2 separate regions of the Homo sapiens genome follow, and region 1 is linked to region 2. Evidence: chromatin loops called from intact Hi-C (ENCODE). Cell type or tissue: heart left ventricle. All regions are shown on one strand. Links, peaks and the distances in the headings refer to the core of each region. The heading gives the core; the rest is flanking DNA. Region 1 overlaps AKAP13 (A-kinase anchoring protein 13). Region 2 overlaps AKAP13 (A-kinase anchoring protein 13).

The links. A loop is a pair of places that touch in the nucleus more often than their neighbours do. Peaks named below come from ENCODE experiments on the same cell type or tissue, not always from the same donor. Only the 100,000 strongest peaks of a DNase experiment are listed, where the experiment ranks them.
Region 1: a loop joins it to region 2, with 2.8 times the contacts of the local background. A loop is called at or near these places in 25 of 110 quality-filtered maps.

The regions. Positions count from the first base shown.
Region 1 is chr15:85,684,996-85,693,329 of GRCh38, reverse strand. It overlaps AKAP13 (A-kinase anchoring protein 13), which reads right to left. Exons shown (of 37, transcript NM_007200.5): 17 at 1-53. Among named protein-coding and RNA genes, the nearest start is that of LINC02883, 70 kb to the left of the region's middle. RefSeq lists enhancers at 61-110, 551-600, 1,541-1,630, 1,781-1,830, 5,424-5,733. In heart left ventricle, for the core only: no CTCF peak of the experiment used is centred there; a DNase peak (open chromatin) is centred at 3,360; H3K4me3 peaks cover 1,307 bases; H3K27ac peaks cover 2,949 bases.
Region 2 is chr15:85,482,096-85,490,429 of GRCh38, reverse strand. AKAP13 (A-kinase anchoring protein 13) reads right to left here. Exons shown (of 37, transcript NM_007200.5): 2 at 4,677-4,720. The coding sequence starts at 4,709. Among named protein-coding and RNA genes, the nearest start is that of AKAP13, 110 kb to the right of the region's middle. In heart left ventricle, for the core only: a CTCF peak has its summit at 4,294 (motif pointing left); no DNase peak of the experiment used is centred there; H3K27ac peaks cover 496 bases.

The DNA of each region.
Region 1 (8,334 bases), core at 40-8,039, 200 kb before region 2:
TCTTTAGAATCTTTCTCCTTCTCCTTAATCTTATCTTTTTCTTTTTCCTTTTCCTGCCGAAGAAAAGAAAATAATCCACAGTTAATTGAACACTGGAGGGCTTTCTCCTTACCTGGGCACCCAGATGGCATGTGGTTAACAACAGCTGGTGACTATTTTGGAAAGGAGTGAGAAACAAAGTTCTGGGCAAAGTGTTTTGTTTTGTTTTTTTAAATTAAGGCGTTGGCACGCAAGCTACATTAGAAAATTCACACGAAAACTGGGCAGGCGGAACAGTTCTGGCAGTGGCTTATTCATTGGTTACTTCTACCAACAGACACAATACCCAAGGACCAGCACTGCAAGGAGGCTTCTGACACCTCAGTACAGCCCTTCCTCAGCAAGCTACAGCACAGTCCACACAGGAAGAGAGTCATGGGTTTAGGGCCAGCTTTAGGCAGAGGGCAGAAAAAAGGGTGGCAGCAATTCTGGGATCAGCCTGAGGGAAAAAAAGATGCCTGGGTGGCATGAAAAATTACCGAGGCTCCTCTCTTTCTCACATCAATTGCATATCCCTAAGTGACGGAGTATGTATAAAGTCTCCTCCTTTACTCTAGTTAGAAATATTAAATATGCCCCACATATACATTTTCAGTTTCTGCTAATTAGAATTTTAAGGTTTGTAAATATTAACTTTGCCCTAATTTTCAAACCGGCAAGAGGAGACTGATAAGAAGGGGAGGCTGGAAAACCGTACAGTGGTTAAGAATACGGACGATGGTACCAGACCTCGGTTCAGATTCAGGTACTACTACCACTACTACCACTACTGCCACCACCACCACCACCACCATCACCACCACCACCACTACTACTACTCAGTAATAGCGTGACCCTAGGTAAATTATTTCTCTGAGCCTTAGTTTTCTCATTTGTCAAATGGGAGTAATCACAAAAGTACCCATCTCATATGTTTTTTAAAACATATGACAATTAGGTGAGATAATACATTTCTAAAGCATTTTGCACAGTGCCTGGCACACAGTGAATACACAATAATGCTTAGCAATATTATTAATTACTCATAATTTACTGGAAATGAGTTTCATTAGCTCATTATTCTCCTAAGCCAACACAGAAAGGTATTGCTTGCAGTAAGGGAAAGGAAGTTTTGATGTGAGCAGGGAAGATAGAAGAAATTGGGGAGTGGCTAAAGGACAACGGTGCAGGGCAGGGAGGATAGGAGAATGCACGGATGACAGGAAGGAGCCTTGTTAATAATTTTTCTCAAAAACCACCTTTGTTGTTCCTCAAGCTAGATACCAACAGGGTCACTTCCTTTAAAAAAATGGGGTTCCAGGGAAAGGAAGTCCCAAGGCTTAGTAGCTCACTCCTCTACCCTGAGTACCTAGGGGTGCAGGAAGGCAGGAAAAGCAGGCAGTGTCCCTAGGTTGGAAAGATAAGCTTCCTACGCCGTGCTCTCTGACCTCTTTTGTGAAGCTCCTTTCTTTCCTGTGGTCTTCCCTCACTTGTCAGAGTGGCAACAGAAACTGATACTCATCTTGTGCTTCCTGTGTGCCCAGCCACTGCCCAGGTGCTTCTACTTACTGAGCAGGCCAAAACCGGGCTAGGTACAAAGCACAGGGGACACCAGCAAATGAGACATGAGACTGGGTGAACAGTGGGGGCACTGGGCTGAGAGTCAGGAGCTCTAAGTGCCAGATTAAGTTGGCCATGTCACCTTAAGAATACTGCAGGAATGTCAGAAATGTTCTAGAGACAGACTGAAAGCAGAGGACTCATATGACATCAAGCCTCAATCTAAGAGAGGCTGTTGTCAAAGCTTACACAGTCATGAAGAGGAACGGAAAGGAATTCAAACACTGAAAACTTGAAGAACTACTGATGAGTGGTGGGTCCTTAATGAAATATCTAAAGCAGTCAGGGACATTTCAGGTGGACACCATCCTTAGGAGGCCAGGACCATGGGGATATAACCATGCTCTCCATAAAAGGTCCTTTAGAAGCACTGTTTGGCAGAGTACTTGGCTGGCTTATCAGTATCAATGAAATAATTTCCTTTCAAACCAACTGGACTACAAAGACCTACCATTCACAAGGTAAGAGGTTTTACCTATTGTCAATACCATTGTTATGTCCTAAAAAAATTCCAGGAAAATGGGTGTCCCAAGTCAGTGATCATGACAACTACTAAATGCCTTAACATTTTGAATCAATGTCTTCTACATACATCATTTCGTCTGACTCAATAACTCTGAAGTGGGCAGGGTGAGCATTATGCTTCCCATTTTACAACGTAGAGGATAAAGATAATAAATAACAGCTAAAAATCTGAACAGTTACTACGTGCTAAGCACTGTAGTAAGCAATTTACATGTATTTTCTCACAACAACCCAATGATAATACTAGGTATTATCTCCATTTTACATCTGAAGAGATTGAAGCTTAGAGATGTTTAATAATGCATTTGAGGCCACACGCCAATAACTGCTCAAGCTGAAATTAAGATTCAGATCTGGCTGACTGTAAAGCTCAGCTCTCATACACTGCACTATGCTGCCAGGGACTGGAGAGGTTGGTTGACTTGCAAAAGGTCACACAACAGATGATCAGCACAGTCAAAATGGGAACCCAGGTCTTCTGACTTTCTGTTCAGAACCCAACCACTGTAATGAAATGGTAAATAATTGCTAGATCTATGATTCATGTGAAGTCTTTTGTTAATCAAATACATATAATGAACATCTAAGAGCCAAATTACTACACTTTTGAACTATAAAAAATAATGAGAGAGGAAGGGAGAAAAACTCCTTCACTTTACAAAACAGGAAGCTGTTCTGAGTGAAAATTGGTAATCACTAAAGTACATAAAACTTTAGTAATAATCAACAACTAAATTTGGGTTTTTTCAAATAATTTCTTTCTTTTAACTAAATTTTGCTAAAGGTTTTTCCATGCATAAAATGTTAAATGGAAAAGCATCTGATTTTTTTGCTCAGGAAAGTTAAATTATACTTCAATCGTTTAAAAAATCTTTTTATGGCAACCAGCTTATCCTCTCAAGCCTTGCAATGCTCTTCAAACCTGAATAAATAAGAAATAGCTTCCCTTTGCAACAATCCAAATTAGTTCTTCCCAGGATGGAAACAAAACAAAACAACCAACTCCACTGGCTCTTTCTGTGTTTACTAGAATTTAGTGCTTTAAAGAAGTCAGGCTCTTACCTCCCCATGCTTTGGTCCTATGAATCTCACTGTTATGTGGGGTACTTCATGAAACCGAGCCCATTTTATCGACATGATTCGACCCCCATGCCAGGAAGCGTGCTCTCACAGAAGCGGGGGCGCATGCCGTCAGGGCAGAGCTCAGCAGCTTTGAGCTGCCATTAGTGAAATCGTAAGAGGAAGCCAGAGACTGGCTGAGAAAGGGAAGGAGGGAGGGCTGAGGCTGCTTGTTTCCTTAAGACAGTCTTAACTGTTTGAATGCTGCTGCTAAAGCCAACAACCCTTGTTACAAAGGATACAGGAAATGAAACGAGACCTCACTCCCCCCAAAAACAGTGTGTGTGGACAGTGCTTAAGCAGCAATATAAGAACTCTAGCAAGGTTTGAGGCCAAGTTTTTACACGGGAAGTTAAGGAACACATCTTACCTATTTTAAAATAGACTCCTCATTTTGTAAAATGCAGTGAGTTTCATAAGAAAACTTTTCAGTGAAGTTGCCTGGTGTAAAGTGGTGACTAGTTATTTTCTGAAGTTTGACTTTTCCATGTTTAACAACTGGCAAAATGCTTTAGCTGTGTGCTGGAGAAACAGGCTAACGGTATTTAACAGGGATAGATGCAGGTAACAACTGCACTAGGACACTATCAAAGGTGATTCTTCACTTTTCCAAAAATACCCCTTTATACATGTAATTACAATAAAAAGAACACTCTGGACAACTGTGAAAACATGATATGATCAAACAACTGTCATGTTACAGATCTTTAATCAAAGAAGGAATGAGAATTACATTTAAAATTAAGTCTTTGTAAACACTACTCTAGGAGGCACTTCTGAAAGGCCTATGGGTACAGCTCTTTTTTATACAGACCACAGGACCTAGGAGCTGTAACTGAATGTCCTGTTACAAAGTCATGTAGTATACTTGCAGCTGTGCAGGAATTTAACCTGTGCACTCAAAAATACCTACTTCAAATCAAATAGATTTGTCTAAAACATTTCTAACCACCTCTTGTTTGTCTACAAAGAGGAAAGCTTAGTATTAGGTTGGTGCAAAAGTAACTGTGGTTTAGAAAAAAGAAAACCAGTGTGATAGGATGGTTTGAAGAGGGTCATTCCACACTCCCTTTGTGAACTCGAACACCATGCATATGAGTGTTTAAATACTCTGTAACACGCAAAATTACTTAGCAGGAAACAGCACTATCTCTCAAAGATACTAAGACAAAAGCAGAAACTGCCAGTCTTCCTGCTATACTTCCTGTTTAGCATCCCCTCTCATCTTCCACAAACACATTCAATATATTTATCTAATCTAATCACTTATGCCAGTCGGTGATAATTCTCAAAAGGACATAGGATCAAGGACTCAATTTCTTAAGTTTATATACAAAACCCAGTGATCCAGACAAAATATGTTACCCTCCTAGGAATGTGAACAGTTTACTGCCTACTGGCTTTTGGCTTCTTTGGACATGTTTAAGAACTGTTTATCATCACAATTATACAACTGAATGGAATATATCTAGGTTAATCACTATAACCTATTTTCATAAAGATATATATATCATGCAAAAGGAAAGCAGACATTTTCAAATAATCCTTAGACACTTCTCTAAGAGTTACAGGTGGCATTTTAATATTATATTCGGTAGATGCTTAAATTTTTCCTTTAAAAGATGTAGGTCTAGTTTTATTGTATGGTAGATTAATAAAACAATTGGATCAGACGGTCTCTCACAGCATCTATTTAAAAAATAATTTTTAAAAACTGAAAATTTATCATTTTCACAGAAAAATCAGTGTCAATATCCATAGTAGCACTTTCAATTTGTTAACATTATGGAGAAGTAACATTATTCAATAGTTAAGAACAAGATTAGAGTTAGCATCACTATGTTAAGAAAATTTAATATTCATTAATTTTTATGTTACCATTTAGAAAATACAGTACTTCTGCATGGTAAAATGCTATGCAGATACATAGCAGAGTGAGGGTATTTAACACAAAATATACTGCTTTACTATTTCCCCTATTTCTTTCCTCTCTCTCTCTTTTTTTTTTTTTTTTTTAAGAGACAGGGTCTTGCTCCATTGCCCAGGCTGGAGTGCACACAGCGTACTGCAGCCTTGAACTCCTCGGCTCAAGTGATCCTCTTGCCTCAGCCTCCTGAGTAGCTAGGACTACAGGTGTGTGCCACTACGCCCAGCTAATTTTACAATTTTTTTGTAGAGATGAGGTCTCACTATACTGCCCAGGCTGACCTTGAACTCCTGGTCTCAAGTGATCTTCTCATCTCAGCCTCAAAGTACTGAGATTACAGGTGTGTACCACTGTGCCCCACCCCCACCTTTTAAAAAATCATCTTTTGCTACATTGACAAAAGCCAAGCTGTTCCAATTTTATTTAAAAGTGAGCTAGTAACACCTCACTATAAAAGGTGACTTACAGTTGCCACTAGGGCACTCTAAACACTTGGTAATGGGAAATGGACTACAATTCAGGGTTACAAATTTGTAATTTTTTGAGTTTCCACTGCTAAAGACAGCACGACCCCAAGAGATCAAATCTTGAAGCCAAGTCTGAAAGAGGAACCAATCTCAATTGCAAAAAAGTGTTGTCATTTTGACAAAGGAGATGATCAGAGACAAGAGGTCAACTGATACTAAAAGTTTCTACCAGTGATCACAGATTTCGGTCTAACACAAAATATGTTTTCTCCTGTCCTTTCTGCTCATCTCCTCCTAGCAAACTCCAGTCCTTTCAGATTAAAAAAGTTAAAAGAAAAAAATTACGCTGTATAGTAACATTTTGTTTAAACACAAAATGATGAGTACTACTTCCTGGAAGTCAGATAACAGGAGGTTGTGTGAGGTTGTGTGAGGTTGTGTGACATGAAGCATACATCTCTGTGCCTCAGTTTGTAAAATAAGGAGGCTAGGCTGAGGGCTGAGACTTTTTTAAAGGTCAGGGTCCAGTTTCTAAATTCCATCTTACGTTGTTTTTTTTCCTATCATGTGTATGTTTTACCTTATCCATGAGATGAGTGGTACATTCACTGCTCTGTCCTAAAACTCCATGACATTGGGGAGATGGCTAGAAAGGGGGAATCTCCACTTATTTATTGGTCTTCCACGAAAAGCTTGTTTGAAGACAAGATTCAGTAGTTTTAAAGCAAAATAAAAAACAATGAAAACATTTTGAATTCATCCAAACTAGATCATAAAGTTTTTCAAGGTCAGGACTATGAGCTTTAGTTCTCTTAGGTGCCTGTTAACACCTAGTGGAATGCTAAGACTATACAAAGCATTTAATAATACTTGGCTAATTTATATTGCTCTGTCCAAGGGGATTTTCTTTTGTTGATACCAACTAGTATCCAAGCCGGCAGTGGTAAGTAAAAAAGGTAAGGCTCTATTTTAAGCCTGGCTGCCAATATGTAAATACGTAGAATACTGGTAAAGCAGTATTCTTTGACCTTCATTTTTTTTTTTTTTGGAATTATAAAACAAGGCTGAGTCTGAAGTTAAATGTGTGATTATGCTAGAAATAATTTGCTAGACTCTTTGCATCTCTCCCTGATTGCCTACTTTCTCTCCATTCTGTACTTGCACAGGAGAAATGAAAACACAATTCTTGTGGCACGTTTGGTGGAAAAATTTCTTTGAATGTATTTGCTAAACCAAGAGATCTTACAAAACATGGTAAAATACTTTGGCTATATTTCCATCAGCCCACTGAAGTGAGGGCTTGAGAAGCTTAGTGCACCTTGTTTTGTGAGGGAGGAGGCAATGCCCTTTTATGACAATATTCTTGAATTCAATGTTTGTTTATTCCCTTACTTCTAAATATGCATGTATCTACGTGTGTATATATCTGTATGTACATGTATATACCACACACACACACACATGCATGCACGTGCACACACACACATACACACACACACACACACACAGTGATTCCTTGCAAGAGTTCCTTAACTGATTTCAAATTTTTATTTACTTATGTCTTTATTTTGTTAGAGGGTGTTGTGGGTAGATGAACAGGGTGTGAGAGGCGAAAAGTTTTTCCCCACGGACTTGAAATGGAATCAGTTTTGGTTTAGCACTGGGAATCAGTATAAGAAAGTGAACTTCTTTTCTCCCTTTCTTTTGAAAATACATTTTTAAAAAAGATTAGAAATATATAAACCAAAACATTAAGTGTAGTTATCTCTAAGCGGGGTTATTCCAGGAGATTTTCATTCTTTTACTTTTAGATTTTGAAGATTTCCATAATGAGCATGTGAAAAATAATTAGATAAAAAATGTTACTTTAGGCTGGGCACGGTGGATCACACCCAGGGCTTCGGAAGCCTGCAGCGAGAAGAGTGTTTGAGGTAAGGCATTAGACCGGCCTAGACACAACAGCAAGACTTCATCTTTACAAACAAATTTAAACATAGCTCAGCACGATGGCACAACATGACTGTAGCCCTGGCTACTCGGGAGGCTACGGTGCGAGGCAGGAAACTGCTTAAGCCTGGCAGTTCAAGACTGCAGTGAGCTATGGTCACGCCACTGTGCTCCAGCCTGGGTGATACAGTGGAGCCTTACACACACACACACACAGACACACACACACACACACACACACACACGGTTTAAACATTTATTTAATCTCTTAATCACTAAGAGAATATATTCCAAATGCTCCTAATTAGAAATAGATCTAAGAAATCATATTAGTCTTAAAAGTTCTTGTAATCTTCTGTGGGATAATCCTTCCCTCTAAAGCCAAATATAAATATTTTCAATCCTTTGATCTTTGCATAAAATCCTTCTGTTGCATTTAAACTGATATTACAGATTTAAGCACTGTGGTTTAAGAGTATGGGATTTGAAACCAAAGAGATCTGGTTTGAACTACTTCTTCACATTAGAGGAGTATCCTCGGTAAGGTACATCACTTTTAGAAAAGAGAGATAACACCTACCTGACAGGGTTGTTGAAAGGGTTAAATAATATATGGAAAGCACTTAGCATATAGTGAAAACTCAGTAACTGGTAGTTCCACTTCTTGCTATTTTTCTTCTTATTATTTTCCTTTAAATATTAGGCGATTTC
Region 2 (8,334 bases), core at 199-8,198:
CCTTGCTCTGTAGTTTCAAGCACACACCTCCACCTATGAACAGGATACCCATGTGACTTTATTTAACATGTGTAAAGAACAAGATCATCATCTCCTTCTTCTCTATACCCAATGATGGCATCAGCTGTCACTCACACTCAAGTTCTCAATCAACTGTCATTCATGGTTCTCTTTCACTCCCTATAGTCTAATAAAGCATTTGGCCCTGCTGTTTCTTTTGAAATATTTCTTGCATCTGCCACTGCCTCTCCATCTTTCCTCTCTCTAAACAATCCAGGCCCTCATACCAAGAAGGATACTACTAAGCTACTCAGAGTTTTTAGCACTACCACTAAATGGAACTGAAAATGCAATTCTTATGAATTCATCTGGCAATAATCATTACTTTTGTGGCGACTGTGAGAAAAACCCGACTTAGTGATGTAACTAGCTTGCCTAACATAAAGGTTGTACTCATGCAATCAGAGCTAACAGACAGGAAAACCAAGGCATAGCCATATTGAGCTACTGGTCTCCAAAGTTTCAGGCCAGGGTCCTGCACATTTTATGGTGAACATTTCATTGAAAATAATTCATTAAAAGAGCTTAATTGAAACATCCAACAGTACTGCCACCTGTACACTTTGGAACCTTCCTTACATTTTTAACTATTGCAACGTATTCTGGACACATCTTTATTCAAAGTCTGATTAAAATATTTATTTGGAGTCCAGCCTATTTGTCTTAACTGACAGATAAAAGTTCTTCTCCGGGTACAGTGTTTTTCCTTATTTAGCAGCAATATTCTCCCTTCTAATGATGATACTCACCCCTGGCAGATCCCAAATATGATCTAAATGAAAATCTTCACAGTCTTTGTTCTCTTGCTTATTTCTTTGTCCAGGTGCAGAGAACTTCCCCCACCACCCTGCTCAATGAGCCATCATAAAACAGCTACTTTTCCTCACCAAAACAGCATAAATCCCTGCAACTTGACTCAGTTCACTGAGAATCCAATACACTGTTACTCTCCTTTTAAAAAGGAGATAACATATTGCCCCATTAAGTATTACTGTTGATGGACATACTTGAATCCTGAAGTTTAAAGAAGTATTCTTCAGTAGAGCCTGCTCAAGTCAATTAAACACAAACATATACAAAGCACTTAGTGTATTAACTATGTTACTCAGAACTGAGCTGTGCTTCCCTAACAGAATGAAACTTTTTAAAGCTTAACAAGGTTTACAGTGGTTTCTATGACTTAAGTCCAGAAAACAAAGGTTCAATTCACAATTTACCACCAATTAGCTGTGCCATCTTATCACAACATCTTCAGACCTCGTTTCCTCATGTCTAAAAGGGAGAGGTTGAAGCATATATTAGCTAAAGTATTTACTAACTCTAAAGTTCTCAGGCTCCATGATGGCAAGATCAGAGAGTTTCTAACTGACCTAACTGCATTTATCCTTTCCTTCCCAAGTATCCTTTATCACTAATTTTCTCAAACTACTACTCTATTAGTTTTCTACTGCTGTTACAAAAAATTATCACAAACTCAGTGGCTTAAGACAACATAAATTTATTATCATATATCATTTCTGGAAGTCAGAAGTCCAAAATGACTTTCACTTGTTTAAAAATCAAGGTGCCAGCAGGGCTGTGTTCCTTCTAGAGTCTCTATGTGGAGAAAGTGTTCTTTTGCTATTTCCAGCTTCTAGAGCTGCATTCCGTAGCTCATGGGCTCCTTCCTCCATGTTCTAAGCCAGCAGTGTAGCATCTTCAAATCTCTGACCACTGACTCTCCTGATACTCCCTCTCACTCATGAGAACTCCTGTAATTACAACGGGAAGCTCAGATATTTCAGAATAAGCTCCCATCTTAAGATCCTCAACTTAATCAAGTATGAAAAGTTCTTTTTGCCATGTAAGGTAAATATTCACAGGTTCTAGGGATTAAGAAGTGAATAAATTTGGGGAAGCCATCCTTCTGTATAACACAACTACTTATTTACAACTGTTCCCTAACCAAAAACCTTTAATACTCAAAACCAGACAAAGACATCACAAGAAAGCTATAGAACATATCTCTATGTATAGACACAAGAGTCCTCAAAATACTTTCAAAACAAATCCAACAACATATAAAAAAGATTGTGCAGCATTATCAAATGATACTTACCTCAGAAATGCCAGGTTGCCTTAACATTAAAAATTCAACCAAGGTAGCCTGGCAACACAGCAAGACCTTATCTCTAAAAATTAAAACAGGCCAGGCAGGATGGCTCATACTGTAATCCCAGCACTTTGGGAGGCCGAGGTGGAAGGATCACTTGAGCCCAACCTGGGCAGCATAGTCAGATCTCGTCTCTACAAAAAATAAATACAAATAGCTGGGCATGGGTGCACATGCCTGTGGTTCCAGCTACTCAGGAGGCTGAGGTGGGAAGAGCATTTGAGCCTGGGAGATCGCAGCTACAGTGAGTCATGGTCGCGCCACTGCACTCCAGCCTGGGTGACAGAGCAAGACCTTGTCTCAATAAATACATAAATAAATAGCCAGGCATGATGGCGCACACCTGTAGTCCTAGCTACTCAGGAGGCTGAGGTGGGATGATCCCTTGATCCCAGGAGTTCCACGATGCTGTGAGCTATGATCATGTCACTGCACTCCAGGCTGGGTGACAGAGCAAGACCTTGTCTCAATAAATACATAAATAAATAGCCAGGCATGGTGGCGCACATCTGTAGTCCTAGCTACTCAGGAGGTTGAGGTGGGATGATCCCTTGATCCCAGGAGTTCCACGATGCTGTGAGCTATGATCATGTCACTGCACTCCAGCCTGGGTGACAGAGCAAGGCCCCATCTCCATAAATAAATAAAAACTATTTAATTGAGTCAATGTAATATATCACATTAATGAAAGGAAAAAAACCTACATGGCCATCTCAACACAGAAAGATCACCTGACAAAATCCAACATGTTTTCATCATAAAAATAGTCAAACTAGGAATAGAAGGGAATGTCCTCATTTAACAAAAGATTCCTGTGAAAAACCCACACCTAACAACATCATACTTACTGGTGAAAGCTTGGATGCTTTCTCTTTAAGATCAGGAAAAGACAAGGATGTTTGCGCTCACCACTTCTATTCAATGTTGTACCAGACATGCTTCTCAGGGCAATTAGGCAAGAAAAAGAAATAAAACGCATCCAGATTGGAAAGGAAGAAAACGATCTCTGATCACTTGATCCTGTACAGAGAAAATCCTAAGGCATCCACTTAAAAACTGTGGCCAAACAAGTTAGATTATAGTTTGTAACTCATCTCTGACACAAGGCTATAGTTTCAGGGATCAGTACACAAAAATCAACAGTATTTCTATATATAAGCAATGAACAATCAAAAACTGAACAATTGGCCAGGTGCTGTGGCTCACGCCTGTAATCCCAGCACTTTGGGAGCTGGGTGGATCACGAGGTGAGGAGTTCGAGACCACCCTGGCAAACATGGTAAAACCCTGTCTCTACTAAAAATACAAAAAATTAGCCAGGAGTGGTGGCAGGCACCTATAGTCCCAGCTACTTGGGAGGCTGAGGCAGGAGACTGGCGTGAACCTGGGAGGCGGAGCTCGCAGTGAGCCAAGATCGCGCCACTGCACTCCAGCCTGGGCAACAGAGCCAGACTCCATCCAAAAAAAAAAAAAAAAAAGAACTGAACAATTAAGATAACAAAATTAACAATACCATCAAAATGAATAAAACCATAAGCAACAAATTTCAAGGAAGTACCAAGTTTATACAGTGAAAACTACCAAACACTGTTGAAAGAAATCAAAAACAACCTAAATGAAAGGAATCGACTTCAGAGTCCAGAAAAAATTCCTCACACTTCTGATCAATTTCAACAAGGATGCCCAAGACAATTCAATGGGAGAAAGAACAGTCTTTTCAACAAATGGTGCTGGAACAACTGGAGATCCACATGCAAAAGAAAAAAGTTGGACTCTTCCCTTACAAAATACACAAAAATGAACTCTCACATTACATACCTAAATGTAAGAGCTAACTAAACCTATACAATTCCTAGATGAAAACATAGGAATAAATCTCTGTGACTTTAGGTTATGCAAAGAATTCTTCTTAGATATGATGCCAAAAAAAAAAGCAACAACAAAACATTATCAAAACTGAAAATTTTTGTGCTTGAAAGGATAGCATCAAGAAAGTGAAATGACAACCCACTGAATGAGGGAAGTCCCTCACTTTAGGGAGATGAGTCCTAAAGAAAACAGTACTCTTGCCAATGACATAGTGCCACCTAGTGGCAACATAAGGTAAATCACAGTGGCAGTAGGAGGATCTCCACACTACTTTTACAGGAATGCACTGCAGGTAAAAAATAAGAAGCTACAGTACTGTTTGGCAGGACAATTTGTTTCATACATGCATACTATTACCCTGACTAAATTAACTCTCAAGTCTTACAGGTATTATTTGTTTTCATTTCCATGCACAGATTAGCCATTTAGTATTTACTAAATCAAACTCAATTTCTGAAGTGTCTTACACCAATATATTCATGGACATATGGTTAAAATTTTCCTTGAGGATCTATCATGTGAGAGTGTGGCTTATTATAACAAGTAAGCAGAACAGATAAACACAAAATAATAAGAAATCTCATGATTTACTCACATATAAGGGAGCTTGCTGTGGATTAAGTTTCATGACCCAGGACACTGAAACAGAAATGGAATAAATGAGAATAAAATTAAAAGTTGTCACCGAAAATATATAAGCCACCTAAAGTCCTAGGTGTCAAGCATAGCTCTGTGAGTACAATCCCGTGCCCGAGATTACCATATGCCCAGCTGTATGCTATACACTAAGAGATTTAGGAAGGAAGCGGGGTCAGGAATTGATCCCAGACTCAATCTTTTCAAGTGGGGAAGAAAGATCTTCCGATTGAAAAATAAAGACAAAAGGCTTCACTGTCACAGAAGTTTCAACAACCAACAGGATATTTAAAACAGTTATCAAAGCAAAACCATTGTATGTTCACTTACATTTTTACGTAGTCCCTCAAACTCACAAAATGCTGTTTACTCAGGGACTTCTTGCAGTCTTACTAGGGAGCCTGGAAAGTGAGGGGAGGATTGCAAGGGACCACTAGAACTCTCTTCCTCAATTCCCCTTCTCTGAGAAGGGAGGCTACAGCTTGCCTCTCTAACCACTAAAAGGCATGACCCTCCTCAAAGTTAATAGCTGGATTCCCTGATTGTTATGTTCACTAAATGAATTCTCATAAAAATCTCATTAAGATTTAGAGAAGGCTTCCAGGGTTGAATTCCTGAACATTAAGAATAGCATGTTCTTAAAAGTTTAACTTGGTGATTGGACCAGGACTTCATCTAGGCTATAAATGCTCAGAAGGGTAGGTCCTTTACCAAACACCCTGAGTTTGAGTATAAAGTGATCTCAATCTCTTAAGAGTCAGAGAAACAGAACCAAGTGACTTTACTATAATTTGATCTGAGGAAGTTTCTTACTCACAATAGGTAAATGAAGGCACATACTAACCAGCAAAATAACAGTATAAAGTGTCATTCATACATGCAAAAACACAGACAAAATAACAAACTTTGTATTCTAACAAATCACAAAAGCCTCACTGAAATTGAAATGACCAACTGTTGGGACTGAAAAGCAATGCCTTGGTAGCCTAGCCATGCCTAACTCAAATAACAGAACCATCTCGATATTACAATCCTCACAGATCAAGTTGTGTATGTCTCGGATCAAGACTTCACCAAAAGGCAGTTAACACACACTTAGAGGGAAAAAAATCTACATCAGCCTCCTAAATGCAATCATCTCCACACCAGTTGCAGGCCCCAAGCTTCAACGTGTTCTGCTGGACAACGCAGTAGAAAACTGACAAGCAAGTGGCTTTCCCACACTGACTGAACCACCTCCATGCCCATGCCCATTCATTCTCTGGTCCACCCCATGCGCTATAACAGACCTCCTGGCTCAGGGCACTCTTTCCTTCCTGACTATCTTCACTTAATGACTTTGTACTTTTAGGTGCAAAAATTATCTGCAGAAATCCACACTGAAAACCAAGCTTGAGAAAGGCAGCAATAACCAACCAACATTTTTAGAAGAACAAAGTCAATTTCAAGCCCATCAGATTCAAACAGCAAGCATGGATGAAAATGAAAGATTGAAAGGCTTGAGTGCCTTCTTAATGTATTAAATATCCATTTAATTTACAATTAAGCTCACTGTGCTCACTGGCCTTTTAATCAGCTTTCCAGGGCCTGCTCAGACTTGCCTAGGACATGGGAATGAAAGAACCTATAAATTTATGGACCAATCTACCTTAACTAACTTGTCAAGTGTTCCTGCATCAAGCAGAAGAAATATCAGTGAAATTTATACAGGAATTAACACCTTGTTAAGCCACAAAAATTAAAAGAGTGTCGTCCAATCTTGTAGCTTCCCTGGGCCACGCTGGAAGAAGAAGAATTGTGTTGCGCCACACATAAAATATACTAACACTAATAATAGCTGATAAGCTTTAAAAAAAATTGCAAAAAAAGAAAATTTCATAATTTTTTTGTTTGTTTGTTTTTGAGATGGAGTCTCGCTCTGTCGCCCAGGCTAGAGCGCAGTGGCACAATCTTGGCTCACTGCAACCTCTGCCTTCTGGGTTCAAGCAATTCTCCTGCCTCAGCCTCTCGAGTAGCTGAGATTACAGGCACCCGCCACAACACCCAGCTGATTTTTTGGTGTTTTTTTTTTTTTTTTTTTGAGACGGAGTCTCGCTCTGTCGCCCAGGCCGGACTGCGGACTGCAGTGGCGCAATCTCGGCTCACTGCAAGCTCCGCTTCCCGGGTTCACGCCATTATCCTGCCTCAGCCTCCCCAGTAGCTGGGACTACAGGCGCCCGCCACCGCAACCGGCTAATTTTTTGTATATTTAGTAGAGACGGGGTTTCACCTTGTTAGCCAGGATGGTCTCGATCTCCTGACCTCATGATCCACCCGCCTCGGCCTCCCAAAGTGCTGGGATTACAGGCGTAAGCCACCATGCCCAGCCAATGTTTTAAGACAGTTTACGAATTTGTGTTGGGCCACATTCAAAGCCTTCACAGGCTGCATGCAGCCTGCAGGCCACGGTTTGGACAAGCCTGGATTAGAGAAATCTACAGAGACAAACTAGTGACTTAGCAGCCCTCTGATGTTTCGTGATTTGCAAGAAACTTCGGATGACTATGTGTAAAGACCACAAACATCAATTTAACTGAATGGTTCCCGCCACACTGGAATGAGGAAGCTGAGCAAACTTAGAGGGCTCTAAGAAAGGGCTGATGTCATCTGAACTGTTCGGAATTATAAACTCCTCTAAACATGTTTCAAAACCAGAACTCGTAAGAGTTGTTCTGATACAAGGATTAAAAGAGGGATGACAAAGTGTCTGTCCCTCACACTGGTCAAAGGGACAGGTCATTGTTATGCTGGCAACACAGGCTGCTGAAAAGAATGTATCTGTCAAAAGTAATCAAAGTAATGACCCCAGAAGGCTCCAGAAACAGACTGGTAAATTCAGGTTGCTTTCAGACTTCCACAATGCTGGCACACAACGGGAAAGACAAAACTAACATTTACAGAGCATTATATTTGATATTACATTTAATCCCCACTAAAAAGATACTATTTCCCCTATTTCACTAGTGAAAAAAATTGATCTTTCAAAGGTTAAATCATTTAACACCAAGGTCAAAGGGTAAGTTGGAGAGACCAGATTCAAACCCAGTCTGACGTTAAAACGTGTGTTTTTCCCCCCACATCGTAAGAGGATCTCCTGCTAATGACCTCAAATCTAAAAACTGACTTGCCCTATACCTCGAGCCCCATCCTACAAACTCTCCCTGACATTGTTAATTCAGCTGTCATTGTGCACCTACAATGTGCCAGACACCATACTCCTCAAGACTCTGTAGGCACAGAAGGAACAGACAAAAATCCCTACCTTCATAGATATTATTCTAGGGGTAACACAGGTAAATAAAACATTAAAATAAATAGTTTTCACACAGTAACAAATTCTATAGAGAAAAATAAAACAGAAGAAGGAATAGCAAATGAGGGAGATGCCCTTTAAAACATGGTGCTGAGGGAAGGCCTCCCTGAGAAGATATCATTTACCCCAAAAATAAAAAAGCAAGTAATAGAAATAACAGCTAAAAGGTGTTCTAGACACTTAAACCTGCCACAACATTGAGAACTCAGGGTTCTGATGCAAAACCTCGCTGCATATAATGCATTAACTTATTTTATACATTTAA